Linked DNA regions of Homo sapiens: region 1 is linked to region 2. Evidence: read pairs that join two places in POLR2A ChIA-PET (ENCODE). Cell type or tissue: HCT116. All regions are shown on one strand. Links, peaks and the distances in the headings refer to the core of each region. The heading gives the core; the rest is flanking DNA. Region 1 holds the start of RALGPS1 (Ral GEF with PH domain and SH3 binding motif 1). Region 2 holds the start of LMX1B (LIM homeobox transcription factor 1 beta).

What was found. Peaks named below come from ENCODE experiments on the same cell type or tissue, not always from the same donor. Only the 100,000 strongest peaks of a DNase experiment are listed, where the experiment ranks them.
Region 1: POLR2A ChIA-PET joins it to region 2 with 10 read pairs; 2 of 35 experiments call an interaction of 5 or more read pairs at or near these places.

What each region holds. Positions count from the first base shown.
Region 1 is chr9:126,911,645-126,920,714 of GRCh38, reverse strand. It overlaps RALGPS1 (Ral GEF with PH domain and SH3 binding motif 1), which reads right to left and starts at 5,933. Exons shown (of 19, transcript NM_014636.3): 1 at 5,740-5,933. RefSeq lists enhancers at 3,629-3,678, 4,972-5,041 and a silencer at 5,532-5,961. In HCT116, for the core only: CTCF peaks have their summits at 3,405 and 3,613; DNase peaks (open chromatin) are centred at 3,614, 5,344, 5,654 and 5,994; H3K4me3 peaks cover 1,721 bases; H3K27ac peaks cover 341 bases.
Region 2 is chr9:126,612,229-126,620,228 of GRCh38, reverse strand. LMX1B (LIM homeobox transcription factor 1 beta) reads right to left here and starts at 6,301. Exons shown (of 8, transcript NM_001174147.2): 1 at 5,641-6,301; 2 at 4,660-4,846. The coding sequence starts at 5,779. LMX1B-DT (LMX1B divergent transcript) reads left to right here and starts at 6,430. Exons shown (of 2, transcript NR_184148.1): 1 at 6,430-6,780. RefSeq lists enhancers at 3,828-4,407, 4,988-5,567, 5,568-6,149, 6,405-7,373. In HCT116, for the core only: no CTCF peak of the experiment used is centred there; a DNase peak (open chromatin) is centred at 6,318; H3K4me3 peaks cover 1,734 bases; H3K27ac peaks cover 1,515 bases.

The DNA of each region.
Region 1 (9,070 bases), core at 1,071-9,070, 300 kb before region 2:
AGCAAGAGCCCAGCAAGGCAGGTTAATGAATGCCCACCTGAAGAAAGTCAAGTGTATTCTCTGCCACGAAAGGAGGCCCAGAAACACTCCTCACAGAAGCCAATCCAACCAACTCTTCCCCCGAGTTAAAATCTATGAGCCACCTACTCAGCTCCTTTGGCCTGCACCTCCACAACTCCAGCCCAAGGCAAGGGAGAGCAGCCATACTTCTGTGGAAAGGAGAGGTGAGTTTCAGCAAGCATGAGCAGCTCATTCCAGACTTGTCCATTTTTCTGCTTCCTCATCTTGACTTTCAGCATCTGCAACAAATATTTCCTTCTTCCCCATCCCTAAGATTTTTTAGGACAAGTATCATCAGCCATACCCAAAGCCTACACCTAGCATATAGCACAGCACATGCCTGTCTCAGAGTCAGCACTCAAATATTTGGGGAGTGAAGAAGTAGAGTCCAGAGAATGGGTTTCACCAGAGACCTGGTGACGTATAAATAAGAATTTGCCACCACTTAGTAGTATGATTTGTCTAAGCACAGGTCCATCACACTATTCAACAAGAGCCTACCCTGTGTCAAGCTCTGGAGACCCAGCAGCAAAGAAAGCAGGAGACTTTCCCTGTGCAGAGTAGAGACACAGGCAAAAAGTCACACATGCAATAACATGATGTGTGCTCTGATCCAGGTACACACAGAATGAAAGTCAAGGGAGTACAAATAGGAGGGTGCCTGGAAAAATTAAGTAGGTTTCACAAAGGAGGGAAAATTTGAGCTGAGGAGGCATTCCAAACCACCCCAGGGAGAAGTCACTGTTCCCTGCCTCTGTGATCTCACACAATGCTCGCCTCCCACGACCTGGCCCACTATACTGTTTGGTAATCAATGGCTTGTGCGCCGATCTCCACACACAGCATGTGAGCACCTCAAAGGCAAGGACTTTAGGTATTCTCCATGGCTCACCCTTAATTGTCCAGTAAATATCTGCTCACAAAGAATAGAATCTATTTCAGATTATTAATAACATAGCAGCTCATCCTTCTTAAGCACCTACTATGACCTGCTATTGCTGTATGTACTTTGCATAGCATGATCTCCCTTCCTCCGCACAAAAACCCCCAAAGACAGATCCTATTATCATTATCTATTTTACAGATATGGAAACTAAGATGCAAAAAGATTAGATAAATTGTTCCAAGTCACACAGCCAGTAAGTGACAGAGCTGGACTTTGAATCAAGGCCTGAATGGAAAATCAGTTCTCAATTACCAGTGAACAAATCTCTTTTCCTTTCTCTTTCTGTACTCCGCCTTGCATCCAGATACATGGATTGCCCTTTAATCTACTGTTCACTGGGACCAAGGCCACTTTTTTTCCTAGGACAAAGGATGTCTCTTGTTAGTCTTCTAAACAATGACTGCTAACCAATACTGAGTAAACATCATTGGGGTGTGGGGGGTGGAGGTACAAAATTATGCTTATATCAGTCAAAAACATTTATTAAGAAGGAACTGTATATACTAACTGACACATTTTCCAATGCTAGAACAATGTCCAAAGTAAATCAAGTGGATACATGAAGCACCAATGAGTATGTATAAAATGCTATTCTTTGTGTAAGAGAAAGAATATATAATAAACAAGAAACTGGTAACAGTGGCTGCCTCTAGGGAAAAGGACTAGGAACTGTCAACTTGAGGCAAGAAAGACACTTACAACTTATTCCCTCACTAGCCTTAAAAAAAATCCATGTGTGGGCCCGGTGCGGTGGCTCACGCCTATAATCCCAGCACTTTGGGAGGCCGAGGCAGGCGGATCACCTGAGGTCTGCAGTTCAAGACCAGCCTGACCAACATGGAGAAACCCCCTCTACTAAAAATACAAAATTAGCCAGGCGTGGTGGGGCATGCCTGTAATCCCAGCTACTCTGGAGGCTGAGGCAGGAGAATGGCTTGAACCCGGGAGGCGGAGGTTGCTGTGAGCCAAGATCGCGCCATTGCACTCCAGCCTGGGCAACAAGAGTGAAACTCTGTCTCAAAAAAAAAAAAAAAATCCATGTGTGATTTTTTTTTTACTTCCTCAAAATATAAAATAAAAACTATACTTGCTAGACGTGGTGGCTCATGCCTGTAATCTCAGCACTTTGGGAGGCCGATGCGGGGATCACTTGAGCCCAGGAGTTCGAGACCAGCCTGGGCAACATAGTGAGACTCCCATCTCTACAAAAAATTTAAAAATTAGCCAGGTGTTGTGGCGCAGTACTTGGGAGGCTACGGTGGGAGGATCATTTGAGCCTGGGAGGTCAAGGCTGCAGTGAGCCGTGACTGTGCCACTGCACTCCAATCTGGCTAACAGAGGGAGACCCTGTCTCTTAAAAAAAGTTTTAAACGATATTCAAAGAAACCATTTATTACTGGGCCTTTCCCAAATGCTTACATACGTACGATTGCAACCATGAAGAATTATGTATGTTTACGAACAAAAATTGAATGAATTTAATGTGTGATGAAATGAAACCATGCAACAACTTTTGTCTTTTATGTTGAAGTTCACTAATTTTACTAATGTTACAATATTTTTGTGCAATAAATAAAATGTATGTTAAGGGTACAGAAACCATATGCATAAAAGTAGCAGGGACAACTTGCCACACCTTCTTTCCAGTCAAAGTCCTTCATCTGTTCTTTCAACAAGCATTCGGTGAGCACCTACTATGGCCAGGCAAGGTGCTAGACAGATATTTTTAAAAGAAGAACTAAACAAGAGGTCATTAGTTTCCTCCCTCCTGCCTTTGAAGAAAAGATGACGGCATGCTAACCAGAAGGCTAGAGCTCGAAGGACTCTTGGTGATCACATAGTCTAACACCCTCCTCACTCAGCTAAGAAACCCAAGGTCTGGAGACAGGAAGGGATTTGTTCAAGGTTACATAAAAAATAGAGGCCTCAGAATTCCCTGTCCTGCTCTCCTTGCATGTTACATGCTGTTCTGAGTAGCTTGTGTTGAAAGATGGGCAGGCAGTGAGAGACAGAACAGGACCCTAACCAGGTGGATCAGGTGCCTTCTCCCCTCCCGTCTCATTTATTCTTCATAACAACCTCACAAGGTGGGCATGGTTATCCTTGCTTTACAAATAAAGAAACCAAAGCTCTGTGAAGCTAAGGAAGTAGTGCTGGTTCACTCAGCAGGAGGTGGCAGCCTGCAGTTTCAAACAGACCTGACTGACTTCCAAGTCTGAGCTCTTACCCTCCATACTGAAAAGGAAAATCCATTTCAAGAGGTGGGCCATATCACAGAGCCTCACATGCAGTATTTTTCATTAATGAAGTATTTCTCTCCACCCTGAATGTTGCTAATCCCCTCATTATTCAACACATGTTCTAGGTCTTCTTTGCCACCAAGTTTGAGCTTTCCTTCTAACCCAAAGAGCATGATGGTCACTCAGACAGCAGCAGTCTCTGAGAGCCATTAACACCGCTTCTGCCAAGACAGAGTGGGAGAACTCTCACATGCTGCTTCTAGATCCTCTGGGACCTGCCACACAAGCACAGGCACCAGTAAGGGCCTAATCCCCTCAATGCTACTGGGTCACCACTGCACCAACTAGTGGTAATGAGGGAGGCCAGCACCATGGTTCCTGGCCCCTAAAGTCCCACAGCTTCTACAGTGAAAAAAAAAAAATTCAGGTTAGTAGAGAAGGCTCCACCTACCTTCACTTCTGTCCATGCAACGAAGGTAGGAGGCATTACAGTTTGGACTGGTCAACTACCAGTGAGCAGAGGCACTGGGCTTTGAAAGGTCACATATATGGGTATACAACACTCTTCTGAAATTCAGAAAAAGCCCTGTCATCCTGCTTCCTTCTCCCCGCCCCTGTGGGTACACAGTGGAGTCAGGCATTGCCTTCTTTTGGGGGTCTTCTTTTGGGGATTTTTGTGTGTTTTGAGATGGAAAAGTCTCACTCCATCGCCCAGGGTGGAGTGCAGTGGCACGATCTCGGCTCACTGCAACCTCCGCCTCCCACGTTCAAGCAATTCTCGGCCTCAGCCTCCTGAGTAGCTGAGATTACAGGTGCCCGCCACCATGCCCGGCTGACTTTTGTATTTTTTAGTAGAGAGGGGGTTTCACCATGTTGGCCAGGCTGGTCTCGGACTCCTGACCTCAAATGATCCACCCGCCTTGGCCTCCCAAAGTGCTGGGATTACAAGCGTGAGCCACCGCGCCCGACCCTCTTGGAATGTGGTAAAATCGGGGTCTGTACTTGGATGGGGGCAGAGGGACTTCCATAGCCTCAGGCCTGAGCTTTATGTTCCAGCTCAGAGTCCTCACCGGGGTTGGGGTCTAAAGGTCAGCAAACAAATGTTCTGCTGCTTCCACTTGCCACTGCTCCCTGCGTTGCAGCAGCTCCCTCAGAGGCCTCGCAGAGAGAAGCAGTCACGATCCAAGACACGGCTGAGTCTTTTGGGAACTCCCAACAAAACCTCATCCCAAACTGCGAAAAGACAGTGGTCTAGTCTCACCTCTTAACTAGAAACAAACCCTCTCTTCTTTAGACTCTCCAGTCCCTGAATCCAACCTGCCCATCGGCACAAGAAAAAGGAAACTCATAACTTTATCCAGCGATTTGCTCAGTAGGCACTGTTTCATCCTATCCTCACCAGGCCCCTGGGAGGCACACAGGCAGGTACTAACATGCTCATTTTGCAACGGAGGAAACAGGTGAAAAACTCTCCCAGGTAGCATAGTCAAAAGCTTCTGAATTCTCATCCCTGCTCTCCCCACTTAACAGGCTGCCATTTCAGTCTTTTTGAGACGCACTGCTGAGATCTACAGCAGCTTCTGGTACCAGTGGCCAGCAAGCCAGGACCCCTCCCAAGCCTCATACTACTCTTCAAGCACACACATTTTTCAACAACCGATCATCCAATGACAACCAACCCCCCGCCCCCCGCATCCTGGCAAGCCCCTTCAATAGCAACAGGAAAGCCCCTGAGGTGCGAAAAACAGCGCGCCCCACTTAGGGCGCGGCGTAGCATAGGGGAGGCAACCGGCCAGTAACCAGGGCAGCTGAGCTCCAAGCCCGAGTCAGCAGAGGCACAGGCAGGCCCGGACGGCCCTTCTAGCGGCAGCCCCGGATGCCCCCAGAATCCTCAGGGAGCCCAAAGCCCCCGCTCCCACCCAAGCACCCCTGGGCAGCGGAGAGGGCGGCCTTTCCTTCTCGGGCGACCACTCACCCTCGCCTGCTCCTCACCTGGGGCCCTGCTTCCGTACCGCAGCCACCCGGGCCCCGCCCCCCACCGCTGCAGGTCCCCGGGCCCCGCCCCCCGCACCTGTGCTTTCCTTGGGTCCAGCGCGGGCCGCACCCCACAGCCCCGCCCACGGCAGCCCCGCCGGCCCCGCCCCCCGCACCTGCAGCCGCGGCGCCCCGCCCAACTGCCCCCCCGGCCCCGCCCCCCGCGCCCGCGCCTCTTCCCCGCCGTCCTTCACGCTCCCGGGGACCAGCGCGCCCCTGGCCCCGGACCCCAGAACCCCCGGACCCCGGCCAGGCCCCGGCGCCGGGCACCCGCAGGCACGGCCCCGGCCCCGCCTCCCGCACCGAGGCCCCTCCCCGGCTTCGGCGGCCCTCGGGGTCCCGCCCCCCACACCTGCAGCTCCCTCAGGCCCGGCCTCAGGGCCCGCCCCGCCCCGCCCCGCCCCGTCGGCCGCGCCTCTCACCGCCGCTCTCCCCGCCGCCGCAGTCCCGGCCGGTCACCTTGACGCGGGCCGCAGTGGCTGCCGCCGCTTCCTCATGGCCCTGGGAGCGGCCCAGCGGCAGCGGCGCCTTCGCTTGGAGGCCGGGGCCACGCCGAGCCGGGCCGGGGCCGGGCCAGGCGCAGCTGGAGCGCGGGCAGACGCGGGAGCGGAGCCGGTGCCCAGCCGCAGTAGGAACCGTCCGCTCCAGGGCCTGAGCGGCGGGCCTCTCATCCAATCGGCGCGCGGCACCAGAACAGCCCCCCAACCAGCTCGTTGTAGGGGCGGAGACACGCAAATCGGCCGGCTGGTCGTACCAGTGCGCAGCCGCTGCATCCGCGGTCCTCCCGGGCCTCGGCCTCCGAGCTCATCTGCAGACGCCCTCCCCGCCCGCAGGGATGCTGCGCTGCCAGCACACCCGGCCCGCCGCCCGCCACGCCCATCCCCTGCCTAGAAATAGCCGCGCATCTTATTCCCCACACGGCCGTCCAGGCCTCACCCGATATCCCCCGTAAATCCCTACCTGGGATTTATCGTTTTCAACAAAAATGGTTTTGTGAGCGAGACATCGCCTTAGTGCCCATTCTTCACAGCTGGGAGGTAGGCACAGAGCCCAGAACGTCAGAGCCAGAAGAAACCTCGGAGTTCCTGGCGGGGCGGGGGGGGGGGCGGTCTCATCCATTTTACAGCTGGGCAGAGTTAGGCCCAACGAGGTGAAGGGACTTGCCCAAGACCACACAGGAGCAAAGCTGGGGAATGAGCCCGGATCCTGTCTCTCTGCTCCCACATCTTTACTCTGTGCCAGGCACGGTGAGGTGGGCACAGAGGTTAAGTCATTTAGCTAGAGTCGCAGGGATAATAAATTGCAAAGACAATTGAAGCCAGGTCTGTGAATCCCTGGAAATCTGGAACCACAGCAAAACTCCGTTCTGCCTCCCACAGACAGGAGGTACTATGACCTGCCCTACTCCGAAAGATTCTTGGACAAATAGAACATCATTCTGACAATCTTCAAAGTAATTTTGCAGTAATATGAATGAATATGGAATGATTGGTTATTATGCTTCCCAAAGCTTATGAAAGGAAAAAAGAAACAAACAAAAAAGAATATAAATAGAGTCAGTAGAAGTTAAACCACCTGTGTCTTAAAAGACCTCTGGGAGAAGTTTCTGCTATTTTGTATTAAGAAAACGGTAATCATCGAAGAAGGTGCTTAATTATTTTGCATAAAGAGAACAAGAGCCTGGCGAGTTGGCTCATGCCTGTAATCCCAGCACTTTGGGAAGCCAAAGCGGGAGGATTGCTTGAGTTCAGAAGTGTGAGACCAGCCTGGGCAACATGGCCAGACCCTGTCTCTAATAACAATACAAAAATTAGCGAGGCGTGGTGGCGCAGACTGTAGTCCCAGCTACTCAGGAGAGTGAGATGGGAGTATCACTTGAGCCCGGGAGGTCAAGGCTGCAGTGAGCCTCAAGTGATGGCGCCACTGCACTCCAGCCTGGATGACAGAGCGATACCCTGTCTCAAAAAAGAGAGAGAGACCATCCTGGCTAACATGGTGAAAACCTGTCTCTACTAAAAATACAAAAAATTAGCCGGGCGTGGTGCGGACGCCTGTAGTCCCAGCTACTCGGGAGGCTGAGGCAGGAGAACGGCGTGAACTTGGGAGGCGGTGCTTGCAGTGAGCTGAGATCGCACCACTGCACTCCAGCCTGGGCGACAGAGCGAGACTTCGTCCCAAAAAAAAAAAAGAAGAGAGAGAGAGAACAAGAGACAGTGTAGTGCAATGGTTCTGCCCTGGCTCTGCCACCAGCAAGCTGTGTACATGTGAGCAAGTTACTTAGCATATCTATGTGCCTCCGTTTCTTTCTTTTTTTTTTTTTTTTTTTTTGAGACGGAGTCTTGCTCTGTTGCCCAGGCTGGAGTGCAGTGGCACGATCTTGGCTCACTGCAACCTCCGTCTCCCAGGTTCAAGCAATTCTCCTGCCTCAGCCTCCCAAGTAGCTGGGATTACAGACGCCAGACACACCATGCTCAGCTAATTTTTGTATTTTAGTAGAGATGGGTTTTCACCATGTTAGCCAGGTTGGTCGCGAACTCCTGACCTCAGGTGATCTGCCTACCTTGGCCTCCCAAAGTGCTGGGATTACAGGCTTGAGCCACCGCGCCCAACCTGCCTCGGTTTCTTTATTGAAAGATGAGAATGATAAAAGTAGCAACCTCTTTAGACAGGCTGTTGGCAGGAATTAATGAGATGATACATGGAAGAGTGCCTGGCACCTAACAGGACCTCAATAAACATTGGCTACTATTATATTTACCTGTGTGACTTTGGGCAAGCACAGAAGTGTGTGCAATGTACGCTTGCTAAATGGCATCTATACTTTTATTATGCTTATGCATACTTTCTAAGTTTTTTCAATGAACACAGATTCTTTTGTGATATATTAGAAGTTATTATAAACCCAATTTTAAAATGAGGAAAGGTCATTTAATATTGATTCTTGATGCTTCCAGAAGGATGTATTCATTCTTTCTACAAATATCTAATGGTTCTCTGCTATGCGCCAAGTGCTACTGTAAATGCTGAGAAAACAGCAGTGAATAAAAGAGACAAAAATTCTTGTCCTCGTGGAGTTGACATTCTAGTGGGGTAAGGCAGCTATTAAAATCAATATTTACAGTAGTAGGCTAGATAGAGAAAAGTGCTATGGGAGTAAAATGAAGCAAGGAAGAAGGGAGTTCAACGTTAAAGAAGACAGAAAAGTTTAGATGGTGATAAGCGAGAAATAATAGGTTTCTTAAAGCAATAAAGCCAAGTGCAGTCTGAGAAAGAGAGAGAGAGAGAAGGATCTGAATAGACATTTCTCCAAAGAAGATACACAGTGGTCAATAAGCACATGAAAAAGTGCTCAATATCATTAGCCATTAGGAAAATGCAAATCAAAACCACAATGAGATACCACTTCACACCCATTAGGATGGCTACAACAAATAAGATAGACAATAACAAGTGTTGATGAGAAGGTGAAGAGAATAGAACCCTTGGCTGGGCGTGGTGGCTCACGCCTGTCTCCCAAGGTGGGTGGATCACCTGCGGTCAGGAGTTCAAGACCAGCCTGGCCAACATGGTGAAACCCCATCTCTACTAAAAATACAAAAAAATTAGCTGGGTGTGGTGGCAAGTGGCTATAATCCCAGCTGAGGCAAGAAAATCACTCGAACCTGGGAAGTGGAGGTTGCAGTGAGCTGAGATGGCGCCATTGCACTCCAGTCTGGAGGACAAGAGTGAAACTCCCTCTCAAAAAAAAAAAAAAAAAGAGAGAGAGAGAATGGAACCCTTATACACTGCT
Region 2 (8,000 bases), core at 1-8,000:
AGGGAAAGGCAATGGCTTCCCCAGGGTGCTCCTCATCCTCCCTGCATGGAGAGGCTCATGGTAAACCCTGTGTACCATGGAACCTGGGTAGAGAACCTGTTGGCAGTGTGGTGTGTGTCCTTGGAGACAAGGTATTCCCTGCCATGCTCATGGTGAGAAGAGTAACAGCAATAACTTCCAGAGTATTAATAACAAGCCAGGCAAGATGCCAGGTCCTTTGGGGCACCTTATCTCAAGTCCTTATAAGAATACTTGCCCCCAGCAGAATAAGTCCCCATTTCACAGAGGAGGATCAGGTAGGTGCCACGGCCGTGGGTCTCTAAGCCTGGCTCCAATGGACAGGGCAGGAAAGAGCTGACAGTCACCAATCACATACCCCAGAGGAGATCCTCCCAGCCTGCTTCCCCCACTCAAGAAAAATAGGGCAAACAAATAAGGCCACACCAGCCCAGCGCCCGGGGAGTCGAGGGTGAGCCAGGAGTCACTGTGAATAATGCCTCCGTTCAGCAGCAGGGGACTGCAGCCTCAGGAAGGCCTGTGCTTACCGTCTTGCACACAGCCAAGGTGCCGGGGTTAAATGGAGAGGTACCCTCCAAAGGGCCAGAGGGTCCCCAGACTTGGGCTGCCAGGGTGAGCCCTTTGGGCCTCAGCCCCCAGAGACAGCACCATAGAAGCCTTTTTGTAAGGCAAAGTCCTGGCTCCTCCTCCCAAGCAGTTTCCAGGACAGGCGCTCTGCAGCCCTGAATGAGTTTGATGGTTGGGGCAGGGGGGCTCGCTGGTTGGGGTACACACTGGGGAAGGGGTGCTGCTTGAGACTGGCACCCTGCAGGAGGGCCTATGGGAGGCCTTCCAGGCTGGCAGAAGAAGTAGCCAGAGAAGGCCGGAGCCTGACTGCTCTCCCCCTGGGCCACACCCGAACGCGGGAGCTGGATGGGGAGTGTGGGGGGAGAGGTGAGCCTCCCAAGAAGGTCTTTCCCGGGGTAAACACTTCCAAGGAAAGGAATGCGCAGGGCAGAGCGGTTGGGCCACTGGAGCCACAGCCAGCTGGGGGAAATTTTTTAAAAACTCACCCCAGGACTCAAGAGGGCTTTCTGTGAAACTCAATCAAAGCCTCGATGCTCCCCTGCTGCCAACGTAGGCACATCCTACCTGGACAGGCGAGCCCAAAGGGCCCCCAGCGGGCCCGGCGGAGCCCTGAAGTCTGTGTCGCCGAGAGGCTCGGCCGCCCGGGCAGGCCCTGCGGGCGGAAGGACGCCGCGGCCCCGCCGCCGAGGTAGGAGCGCGGCCCGGGCCGGAACCCCGCGTCTCGCCGTGCACAAAGGCGCCCGCTTGCACCCCAGCGGGTCTCGGGTCGCCAAACCTGGGAGCTGTCTTACAAGCGATTAGACTCCATTTTGTGACAGATTTTTGGACTCTCCCACCGACCCTCCCCCCTTCCGGAGCCTCCTCCAGGAATTCTCCACCTCTTCAGGATAAAAACCCTTTCCAGACGAGCGACAGACGGCAAGAAAAGAGAGTTACATAATTCTATTCGGCCAAGCCGCCAAGATAAAAACATGGGAGGGGGGAAAGTGCCTTATTTTTCATTTGTTCTCCGGTGGAGGACGGTGAGAGGTGTTCTGATTTGGGGGAGGCTGCGTTTCCTCTCCGTTTCCTAACTGGTTTTCTGTCCGAAAAGGCTGCTTTTTCTTTTTTTTGAAGGAGCCCCCAAAACTCACACATGGGGAAAAAGGAGACTTTTGGAGTTAAGAGTGAAAATGCCCAAACTCCACGGCCGGCGCTCTGCTCTGCCCGCCAAGGATGTACAAGAGGATTTTTATCAAATTCGGCTCAATGTGCCCCAGTGTCAATTAATCACCCCCGTGGTGCGTAAGACAACTTGGCACTTCTGGGTGTCTGGGATCTTTGAGAACAAATCGAAAGGAAGAAGAGACATTTACTAAAAATGGCAACCTCTTTTTAAGGACGGAGCCCTGCAACTCAGCCAGGGGTGAGGACACATTTTTCAGAAGTTGTGTTTGGTGGGGGGATTGTTAATTTCTCAATACCGCTGACGCACAGACTCGACAATATCAAGAAGGCACGTTTCTGCGCCCGCTTGCTTGGATTCCTGTCTGAAAAGCATTTACGCACAGATGAAATAAATATGCATCTGCAATTCTCAAAGAAAAAAAGAAATGTGAATAAAAAAATTTTTATTGTGCAAAGAACATCCCTTTCCAGTGGCTGCTGCCTGCCTGGAGCGGCGCTCCATCTCCCTGTGAAACGACTCACTGGCTATTTGTCCTGATAACAATCACCCCACCCCCCACCCCCCACCCCCAGCACATCCTGCCGGCCGGCCTAACGCAGATACCTAATTGGCGTTATTGGAAAAAATAGAATGAGGGTGGAGGAATGAACTGTCCACAGCTAGAATAATGCACTCCCCACCCCAGGCTTCAGCCCCACAGGATCCAGACTGAGTGAGGTCTTCGGACCTGAGATTCGCCCTGTGCCAAAAATCATTCTCAACACACCGGACTGCACTGAAGAAGCTGGCTGTTAGGTGACTCTTTCCTTTTCTTTTTAAAACAAATATACTTTGGACAAAGCAGTAGCAAATGCTTAACGTTTAATTGTTTTGTAAGATGAGGGGGTGAGCCGCTCATCTCTAAGGCAACATCCAGCTGAAATTTCGTGACTTTACCATTCTGTGCCTGAAGAACCAGGGGTTATCCTTTCCTTTTTTTTTTTAAAGAGAAGCTCCGTAAATAATTATGGGGAGTGGGGGGAGGGCAGAATATGTACACGCGATTCATAAGTCTTTTCAATATATTAACAAGTTTTTTTCTTTTTTTTAAGCTGTGCAAATGATTTGGAGGCCGGTTTTAGTTTCCTGGGCCCCCTTCCCCCATGTGTTGTCGTAAAGGCTGGTGGCTGAGCTGGGTGTAAGTGGCACTGCCAGAGCTCGGGATCAGGCAAGCAGAGTGAGGCCAGGGGTGCAGGGCGTGGTGGGGAGGGGGCTAGAGGCTGGTGCACCCTACAGAGGGGCTCCTCTAGCCAGCCCAGAGCCCACAGCCACATCTACCCCAAACTATTTTCCCCATTCAATTTGTGCTGCTCTATGCTTGGGCTGTGACTGAACGGACTGGCGTCTCCCTCTCCCGGAACTAGAATCATATTAGTTCAGAGCACAGCACAAAGCCGACCTACGGCAGTGTGCCTAAATCTGGGGTGCTTCCTACTGAGAGGAAGGCCTCAGCTGCACTCTGGGACCAGCAAAACAGCTGAACCTCTGAATGGACTCCAATCCCTACCCAAAGATCCCTCAGCCGGAAGAAAGAGCTAGGTGCAAAAAGCAGCTCAGGCTCAGCCCCCAGACCACCAGGCACAGCCAGAGCCTTTTGGGGTAGAATCCGATGCCCTCTCTAGGGCTCTGGCCTGCACTGTTTCCAGGCCTCAGTTAAACAGTTGGGCTGCGCTGCTTTCCACTAGGCCCTGGACTGGGGACAATCCCTGGGCAGAACAGGTAGGTTGCACTCACCACGAGGCGCCGGCAGCCCAGCTTTTCCTTCCCTGGAGGCTTGGGCATACACAGCCCTCTCTGAGCACCAAACCACCTAAGCAGCCTACCCGCTCTGCAGCCTCATCCAGGACGGTTTTCTGGCATCACTAAAGTTTTCGCAGGCACCCGCTGTGTCTGCAACAGAGCTTTGGGGATCTCCACACCCCTCTTTCAGTTGTGGCTCCTCACTGCCTCCCTCCCAATTGCAGTGCCAGGCAGAAAACCCAGGAGGTCAAAAGAAAAAGCCTGCATGTCCTGTTGTCTGTCCCCAACCCCGGCCATACAAATCCAGTCTCAGCTAAAAACTAGTTAGCAAGAAGGGCTCAACCCACATCTCTGGCCTCAGCCCTGAGGTTTGGGTTATACCAGGGCAGAGCGGGCCATCTCCCTCCTCAATACACACTACCAGAAAGGAGGCCTTGTGGGAAGGGCTGACTCAGTCAGCTCCTCACTCCCATTGGGAGCCCCAAATTGTAACTTGCCACCTTTTGAGATCCTCTTCCTAGAGTGCTTCTCCAACCAAAGAAAACTGCAAGTGCAAAATTCCCGCATGGAACGGTTTGGGGAATATGGACATTCTTTTCTCTCCATCAGGGACTAAAAGTGCAGCAGTGAGCCTGGCAGAAAGGGGGCCTCCCTTGCCGCTCAGGCCGTTCAGTGTCCCAGCACTCCACCTCCTGGCTCCTGGCTCCAGGCTCCAGGAATCCCAAACCCCCACACACCAGGCCCTTGAAGCAGTCCGCCAGGCCTGGCTCCCTAAAACATTATTTTCCTTTGGAAATCAATTTTGGGTTCCCAATTCAGGCCTCCGTAGCGCCAGACCCTATATCCCAGGACCCAGGCACCAAATCCCTCGGCCGGCCCAGCGCAGGATTCCGGGACAACGGATGGCAACTGGGGGCCGTCCGGAGGCTCCCAGGACCCCATCAGTGCCCGCTGGGCTGGGCTGGTCCGCCCCAGCCCCAAGACGCGCAGCTCTCGGAACCCTTGGAGCTGCCCGGCCCAGCCGCGCACAGAGCCGGCGGCAGAGCGGGCGCGGGCCGGGCCCGGCAGGGGGCTGACCGGGCTCGAGTGCCGGGCGGTGGCGGGGAAGGAGGACGAGAAGCGCTTACTGTTGGTAGTCTTGTTTGCAGTACAGTTTCCGATCCCGGAAGTAGCAGCTGGTGGTGAGGGCTTGCTGACACGCCGCGCACTGCAAACACTCCTCGTGCCAGGACGACTCGTTGACTCGCATCAGGAAGCGGTCGGAGATGGGCCGCTGGCAGCCCTCGCAGACGGCGGGATGCGGGCAGTCGGAGCCTGTAGCGCACAGGGCGAAAGCCCGGCCGTCAGCGCCGCCCGGCCCAGCCCCGGCGTCCCGGTCGCACCGGGCCCACAGCCCTCGGCCCCGAGGGCTCGGGCCGCCCGGGATCACCGCCTGCCGCCTGCGCTCCCCGGACCGCCGCGCCAGGGGCCGGGCGGCCCCGGCTAGTCCGTCCCAGTCCTCGGGCTCCGGCGTGGAGAGGCCGCGGGCCTCGAGCCTTGGCTCGGCGCTGTGCTCTCCCCTTCTCCGGAGAATCCGCGCTCCGTGTTAAGACAAATGACAACGAGCACGGCGCAGGGTGGCCGGCTGGGACCAAGACAGGCGAGGTGAGGCTGGGGCGCTCGCTGGCTGACACGCCCCACGGTGGCGTTCGTGGTCTTCTATCCCCGATCTCCCCAAAATCTGTGGTTTGAGTGACCAGGGAGACGTTTTTCTCTTAGAATCTCCCCCACCCCAGGTGACCTTGCGCCTCTCCCAAGCTCGCCAAGGTGATTGCTAGGTCCTCCATCACCCCTGCCACCCGCCACCTACCACATCGGAGTGGCAGCTCTAGAACCTAAGCCTGGAAAGGATGGTGGGTGGCGACTGGAGCTGTCCTGTCCCCTCAGGACGCCTGCCGGAGGCGTACTTGCGGCCCTCTGGCGATCACTCCAGGAGTCCTGTCTCTGCCTCCTCCCCATGTCCTGCAAACCCATTTCCTTTATCCGTTGGCCCCAACGCCCGTGTCCACAGCCGGACGACGCCCCATCCCACGCCCGAGACCACTCGGGCGTTCCGACCCCGCACTCACCCAGCAGCACCCCCAGAGTGGCGGGCCCGGGGCGCAGGGCGTGCTCCTCCATCTTGATGCCGTCCAACATCTTGGCGCAGTCCGTCTGCCCGCGAGGGAAGCACCTCTCCAGCGACTCGGGACCTGTTGCTATATCCATGGGACGCGGGGCGCGCTGCGGACCCCGCCGGCCGGGCTGCTCGCCCGCCGGCCCGTCCACCCGCTCTCCGCCGCCGCGGCCCTGGAACCGGGGAGGCGCGGCCCCCGCAGGGCAGGGGTTGCGCCGGCCCCCGGCGATCGTGGAGCGGCGACGCGCTGGCCCCGGGCCCCGGCGTCGTGCGGGCGGGCCGGGGCGGCTGCAGCCCGCGCCGCGCTCTCCCGGACACTTGCAGCCACGCGCGCCGGCTCCTCTGTCACCTGCTTGTCAGTCCCGGAACCCGGCGGCGGCGGCTGCTGCAGACGGAGCCGCGGGGAGGAGGCGGCGGCGGCGGTGGCGGTGGCGGCGGCGGCAGGCGGGGGAGGGGGTGGGGGTGCAGGGGCGGCCCCGCGGGCCGCGGGGGGGGCGCGCGGCGCAGCGGGGTCCCGGGCGGGGCGCAGCGGGCCGCGGGGCTCCGGGCGCGCTCCCCGCGCTACTCCAGTGCCATGGTGCGCCCGCTGAGCCGCCGGGTTTAGAGCTGGGGCTGGCGGCGGAGGGATACGGGCCGCCTCACCTCCCGAAACTTCCTGACATTTGAACCCCGCGGCCGGTATCCCTGCGCCGGGATGCGCCGCCGGCTCCACGTCAAATAGTGCCGTCCCGCCCCCCCGCGCGCCCCGGGGCTCCGCGCCCCTGGCCCGCGCCCCGCGCCGCGCCTGGCCCCGAGCTCAGGCCCCGGCTCCCCGGCCCGGCCGCCCCGCGGGCCCCTCGCAGAAGTTTTGATCGTCTTCGAAACAAATCCCTCTGCTCCACCCCCTTGAAAAATTGATTTGGGAGTTGGGGAGCGAAGGCTTTCTTTTTTCTCCTCTGCCTTCTTTATTATTAATATTTTGTAAAGCTCCAGCGCTACGAGGAGTGGCCCCGAGCGAGGCCAGACTGCGCGGACGGCAGGGAGCGCGGCGGCTCCGCCAGGGGACGGCGCCGGCCGGGAGTGGCCGCTTGGGAACCCCCGACTGTCGGCCGAGGTAGGTCGCGGGGGCTGAGTCGGAGTCCCCCGGGCGGCGGCGCCTGCTCGGGGCCGCTTGGTCCGCGGAGAGGGCCGGCTCCCAGGAACGAAGGACGGGGGCGGGCAGAAGGCGAGGACGGCTGGCCCTGGACTCGTGCAAGGGGGGCCCAGGCCCAGGAACGGGGAGTGAGCCTGGAGTGTGGGTGAGGGGTCTGGGAAAGCTCCGGGCCTGGCAGAGATTGGGCGGGGGACTGAGCCGATGGGAGGTTGGGGCCCCGGGATCGAGAATGGGGGACACTGGGACGACAAGGAAGGTCAGGCCTGGGTTCAGGCGACCGAGAGTTTAGAGGACAACTAAGGCTGGAAAAGGGGTCCCCGGGCAGGGGCAGGAGCAGTGGGCAAGACCCGGGCCTCCTAGGGTTTGCAGTGAGGGGCGCTAGGAGGGAGTGGTGGCCCCAGGGTAGCGGCTCTGAAGAAATTAGGTTGGCTGCCAAGATCGGGGTCCTTTGGCGGGTCGGGTGCCCGGCCAGGGGTCGCTGGGACGCGCGGATCAAGGACAGTGCTCTAGCCAGCCTGGGCAAAGTGGACCTCGGCAACGGGACGCGAAAGCTGGCGAGATGGAGCTGCCGACTTCCGCGCCAGCCGGGCCTGGCACCCGCGTCCGGTGCGAGAGGCCACAGCGTCGGACCGGCTGTCTGCGGCCCGTGGTCCCCACCGACGCGCGGCTCACCGGGGAGCAGGGGGGCGGTTGCGGCCCGGGGTAGCGGCGGGCTGACCCCCCGCGATCCGCTGCGGGGCGGCCCCGGCCCCTCCCGGAGCGAGGCAGCGGCGCGGAGCCGGGCGGGGGCGGAGGGCATGGGGGGCGGGTCCCCTGACCTCGCTGGAGGCGAAAGGGCGGATCGGATTTGGAACCTGCGGGAGGCTTGGTCAGAAGTGGCCCCCTGCGCCGCGGGGCCCCGCGGAGGGGCCCGGCTTTGTGGAGGATTAGAGGCTCCCGCCCTACCCTACCTGCGTGTGTGTCGGTGGGTATCTGTGTGTGTCTGTGCGTGTCGGGCCCCCGCCTCTGCGGCTCTTGCCTCCGTGTGCTCCTTGGCTCTGCACACACGGTATGTGTGTCCCTGCAACCTTCCAGACTCCCAGGGGTGAATCTGTGGATCTGTGTCTGAGTCCCCTGCACCCGTGTGTATGTGAATGTGTGGGTCCTTCGTGCCTGTGTCTGGGGTGTGTGTCCGCATCATT